2 separate regions of the Homo sapiens genome follow, and region 2 is linked to region 1. A link is a loop called in an ENCODE intact Hi-C map of the cell type or tissue named here. Cell type or tissue: CD4-positive, alpha-beta T cell. All regions are shown on one strand. Links, peaks and the distances in the headings refer to the core of each region. The heading gives the core; the rest is flanking DNA. Region 1 overlaps LOC124900962 (a long non-coding RNA gene). Region 2 overlaps NADK2 (NAD kinase 2, mitochondrial).

What was found. Hi-C counts contacts between places; a loop is a spot of excess contacts. Peaks named below come from ENCODE experiments on the same cell type or tissue, not always from the same donor. Only the 100,000 strongest peaks of a DNase experiment are listed, where the experiment ranks them.
Region 2: it touches region 1 in a loop (2.1-fold over the local background); 5 of 110 quality-filtered maps call a loop at or near these places.

What each region holds. Positions count from the first base shown.
Region 1 is chr5:36,304,321-36,307,254 of GRCh38, forward strand. All of the region lies in intron 1 of LOC124900962 (a long non-coding RNA gene), which reads left to right. Among named protein-coding and RNA genes, the nearest start is that of RANBP3L, 3.9 kb to the left of the region's middle. In CD4-positive, alpha-beta T cell, for the core only: no CTCF peak of the experiment used is centred there; a DNase peak (open chromatin) is centred at 1,581.
Region 2 is chr5:36,213,286-36,216,219 of GRCh38, forward strand. All of the region lies in intron 6 of NADK2 (NAD kinase 2, mitochondrial), which reads right to left. Among named protein-coding and RNA genes, the nearest start is that of NADK2-AS1, 6.3 kb to the right of the region's middle. In CD4-positive, alpha-beta T cell, for the core only: CTCF peaks have their summits at 1,359 (motif pointing right) and 1,558; no DNase peak of the experiment used is centred there.

The sequences.
Region 1 (2,934 bases), core at 344-2,843:
TGAGTCAAGGGAATCCTGGGTTCCTACACTGCCTGTTAAGTTCCATTGCTGTTCTCGAAGGAGTCTCTGGTTTGATTTACCAGTTTCCACTGGAAATCATCCAGCATGGCAGAAAGCAGCACGTTACAGGAGTACATAAGATAACCTCAGATATATCAGCTACAGTGGGATGGGGGACTACTTTGCTTCCCCCTTTCCCCACTTACTTTCCAGAAACATCACCAAATTAGTTCACAGTGGGCATATTGTTCCTTTTTTTTGCATAAATGAAAACAAGAAATCAGATTGCAGAAGTCTGGCTGGGTCAAGAAAGAGGTGAATCATCTTTGGCATTTTTACTTACAATTGATTAAAAATGAATTTGAATCCTATAAAGGCCAAACTTCTTCCCTTATCAAGTCTCTGTGATCCCCACAAAAGGATACCACTGGTTTCCTTTTCCTGGGGTTTTCCTTATCTGCCATATCTTCTCTGCTTAACCTGTGTCTTTGTACTTCCGGAAGAGTAGAGTGAAATGGCGCATCACAGATAATCAATCATACCAGCTGGCACTTTGGGGGTCGATACTTCAAAAAATTGATATTTTATTGCTAGAATTTATACCTCAAAAAGCACAGTGTGTGGCTGAACAAGCTAAATGGTATTAGGTTTACAGGAGGGTTTACTTTTCTCAGTTACCATATTCAAAAAGCAAGGACACATGCATTTAAAATTAGTCCACAAGTGAGTTACTTGTTTAGTTAATAACCTGCCATGTTTCAAAAGCATTTGTGATGTCTAGTCTGCAAGTATATCTATTATTTGAAGGCCTTTGGACTGCTTGGAATGATAGGTGCTATATAAATAAAAAGCAATATTATTGAATTTATCACTCTCATTCTTAGAGAATAAGTTTAAAGACCCCTATCAGCAGGCAAACATGAAAACTGTGGCTGGGATTAGCCTCATTATGATCCCCAAAGTACTACAGGAATTATTAAATGATCATTATAGTTGAAGGCTGATGAATTAGTGTCAAGATTTTAGATTTTCTGTTGATTTTAAAAAACAGATCCCCTGCTCCTTTATATCAAGCAGTGGTTGATTTGTTTCCAGATTACTCTTCCTTAATACACAATCAGATATATTATAGATGAGAATGTTGAGTTTCAGGATCTCACAGTGGCTTATGTATGGTGTATATTGTAAAGCCTCCACAAAGGTAGGCTTTCGTGGCTATTCAGAGCCATGTTATTACCCCAATGTACTATAGTGTTTAGCTCATAGAGTTTCCCAGGTGGCACTGTTGGCTGGATTCCCATAACTGCCATCTGTAAAAACATAGGAAACACAAATAATGGTAGAGATAGTTTCACTTGAATACTTGCTCCTGTCCGTGGATTCAAGAGACTACACTGGCATAGCACCAAACTGCTTACTTATCAAAGCTGCTCTCTATCCTGAAATTGCTACAATTGATCTTTAACCCATTGAACACCAACATTTGGGTCATGTTTATCATAAATATTGCCTCACTACATAAACATTGCGTTGGCAGTTCAGACTAATTTGGGCCCTTTTGCTGCTGAGCCTTAGATTTGGCTGCCTCAGGGCTCCCTCTGGAGGTCGGCAGAGTCCAAGGTCAGTTAATATTAAAATAGCCTTGGCCTTGGCACAAGATAAACCCATGTCTTTTCATCCAGTGCCCACAAGAATGGGGTCCTGTATTTGTGAGCTTAGAAGATGATTGTCTGTATCTGAGGTTGGAGGAAAGTTACCTGATTATCCTCCTGTAAGTGAAATGTGATTACTGCTATGTGCTGGTATTTAACTTTCTGAAGTTTTACATTTTTCTATCTTTATTGAAGTGTTTTAGCTACAGTGAAAACAAAACGAAATAAAACCATAGGTCAGAAAAATGCCAGATTTTATTTTATTTGTTTGTTTTAGTGACAAGGAAACCTAGAGTAAGGTGGTTCTGGTTCTATAATGACCACCCTCTGGGTAGGAACAGATGATCCCACAGAGTCTGAATTCCATCTAGAAGTGTTTGAAGCACCTGGGAATTGGAATCAATGGGTTTACAGCACAACTTAACTCTTTGAAGGTAAATATGCACTAACTGGGATCAGTTTCAAAATAAAGCAAATTAGCTTGCACCAAATCAAAATTTTACTACTTCATTTGAATTGGCATTTACAGGAATAAAATAATAGCAAACCATGTTTCTCACTCCCTTCCTCATAATTTCTTCTTTCCTTTTTAGTTGGTTTATTGGTTATTTGCTTCTTTCTTTTCTTCCTTCCTTCTTTCCTTTTTTCTTTGCATTTCTTCTTTCACTGATTTTCTTTTATATTAATTAGGCGGACTATAATGTAATTTTGATGTATTAAAAATAAAATTATTCTATATCTGAGATTTGCTTCAAAATAGCCTAGGAGAGTGAGATTTGGGGAGATAGAGATGAAATAAATTTGGCCATAAACAGATAATTATTAAAACTGAGTCATGAGTGCATGGGGATTTATAATGCTTTCATGTCTAATTTTGCATATTTTTACAATTTTTGTGATAAAGCACTTTAAAATATAATTACTTTTAGTGAACCTGATTGAAAGGGTACAAGGAACAGGCAATGTGCTAGATTTATCAGAGTGTGTACAGAAACTCTTTATTTTTTTCCTAATTTTTTACTTTTTACATTATACAATTCACACACAAAATATTTTGAAATGTTAACATTCAAATTAGTGTGGCAGTACTACATGAATACGATTTATAAACATACAAACAAACCCACATCGGGGTATATTCTCAAGCATTTGTTGTTGCTAGGGGTGCATGACCATCAAGTTCAGAGACCTCCATGAGAGAGGAAGAAGGCTGAACCTTATGGGAGGATGATGCACTCATTTAAAGAAAACCAAACCGTCATTTTACTTCTTCCTTCTCAAC
Region 2 (2,934 bases), core at 244-2,743, 91 kb before region 1:
TATACAACAATAGTTACCTAATACACTATAGTTACCAAATACACTAATAAAACCACCACTGTCACCAAGACAACATTGATCTATTCTTCTCCTTTGACTTTGTAGCCTAATTATTATATTCTTCTGTTTATTATGTTTATTAAATGGAACATTATATTTTTCTCATTTCTTTTGGACTATAACTGCCTAAAGGCAACCCAATTATTCTTTCAAATATAACAAGTTGATATTACAATACCAAGTACCCTTGGAGCACTTGTTGTTTACCTAAATTATCAGCTCAACTTCATAATACAGAGAAAGACCTTGATACAAAAAGCTATATATGCATGCATATATATATATATGGATTTGATATGTTTAATCAAATTTGATTGCACATAAGAATAAAACTGGCTTTAAACTGTCTTAGGTACTACATATATTCACATTCTCATTCTTGACAGTTTTACAAACATAAATGGCTAAAATTTATTGTTTAAATTACTTTTCCTTAATTACTAATGAAATTTGTTTTAGATTACTATCCCCACAGATTTCCTACAAATGCTCAACAATAGGTACTCATGAAATATTACCAGTAAATTTGAGCTCTCACCATCAAACTGTAACCATGTTTCCCTTTTATGCGGTCTTGACTTTCCACCTCTATTCCCATTTTCCCTCATCCTAATTTATCTCTCCATATTACATTTTTATTACATGTGCTTGTTCAATTTCAATTCAAAACTTTTGTCAAATGAGTTTGACAATAAATAAAATTGTTTCAAATCTCATTAATCATCTTAATTCTGCTTATTTTTTCATACTAATTGACTACTAAACCTTATCTAATCACAGAACTGTGTTCATTTAAAACTTGCCACAATGGGACATGAAAAGATAAGACTCCATACCAATTACTTTTTTTTTTGAGATGGAGTTTAGCTCTTGTTGCCCAGGCTGGAGTGCGATGGCACAATCTCGGCTCACTGCAACCTCCACCTCCCAGGTTCAAGAGATTCTCTGCCTCAGCCTCCTGAGGAGCTGGGATTACAGGCATGCGCCACCACGCCTGGCTAATTTTGTATTTTTAGTAGAGACGAGGTTTTACCATGTTGGTCAGGCTGGTCTCAAACTCCTGACCTCAGGTGATCTGCCCACCTCGGCCTCTCAAAGTGCTGGAATTACAGGCGTGAACCACCGTGCCCAGCCACTGATTACTTTTTTATCCAAGAGAATAGATTACAAAATTATAATTTGTATTTTTAAACACAGAAGTGTAATACTAGTGACACAAACTACTACACTGTGTAATTCTCTCACACTGTCATATTGCTAAACTTTATTTCCAGGTCTACTTGCACTAGGTGGAGCCATGTGACTAGTAATGGCCAACAGAATGTGGACAAAAGTAATGAAAAGGCCTAGTTCCTAAAACTTCCCATAAGATCTTCTATGTTCTCTGTTTTCTCCCCACAAGATGCAGAGGATCCAACAGAAGACTCAGAGGCCTTAAAATACGGTAGCAGCCACTATTTGGCAGCAGCCTTGGTTGCCTGAAAACTCCTTGGACAGTGAGATGAGTTAAAAATAAGCTTTTGCATTCAGTCACTGAATTCTGGGGTTGTTTATTAAACCAATTCATCTCTCTATATTAATAAAACCAGTCTTTATTTATATAGCATTTACATTGTGTTAGGTATTATACATCATCCAGAGATTATTAAAGTATAGGGAAGGATGTGCATAGGTTATATGCCAATACTATGCCATTTTATATGAGGGATGTGAACATCCTCGAATTTTGGTATCTGCAGAGGGTCCTAGACCCAATCCCCCTCAGACACCAAGGGATAAGTGTATATGAAATAATCTGCTCCAGTCATCTCCTCCTCCTCTCTGGAAGCTTGCAGTAGCTGTTTGTATTCTGACAAACCTTGGTGTAGAACATTTTACCATTAATTATGTGAAACACTTTGTGGGTCCTTTCAATTCAAAGACTCTTGCCTAAGTTTCCTAATTGAAATTTTTAAAAAGTATTAACTGATTCATACTAACTGTGTATATTTATGGAGAACAGGTAATATTTTGATACATGCATACAATGTATAATGATCAAATCAGGGTATTTAGGATATCCATCACCTCAAATATTTGTCATTTGTGTTGGGAATATTTCAAATCTTCTCTTCCAGCTATTTTGAAATGAGGTATTTTGAAATATACAATAAATTGTTAATTATAATCACCCTACTATGCTATTGAACGTTAGAACTTATTCCTTCCATCTAAGTGCATATTTGTACCCATTAACCAACCTCTGTTTATCCCACCTTTCACCCTTCCCAGGCTTTGGTAACTATCACTGTACTCTCTATCTTCATGAGATCAACTTTTTCAGCTCTCACATATGAATGAAAGCATATGATATTTGTCTTTCTATGCTTGACTTATTTCGCTTCACATAGTGACCTCCAGTTCCATTCATGTTGCTGCAAATCTCAGGATTTCATTCTTTTTATGGGTGAAGAGTACTCCATTGTGTATATATACACATTTTCCATATTCATTTATCTACTGATGGACACTTTGACTCCATACTTGGCTATTGTGAATAGGGCGGCATCAAACATGAGGCGCCAGTATCTCTTTGCTATACTGATTTCCTTTCCTTTGGATAAATAGCCAGTAGTGGGATTGCTAGATTGTATGGGAGTTCTATTTTAGATTTTTGAGAAACCTTCATGCTGTTTTCCATAATGGCTTTACTTATTTACATTACCACCAACAGTGTACAAGAGTTCCCTTTTCTCTACATCCTTGCCAGTATTTGTTATTTTTGTCTTTTTGATAACGGCCATTCTAACTGGGGAGAGATGATATCTCATTGTGGTTTTGATTTGCATTTCCCTGATGATTAGTGACGTTGAGCATTTTTTCATATAGCTGTTG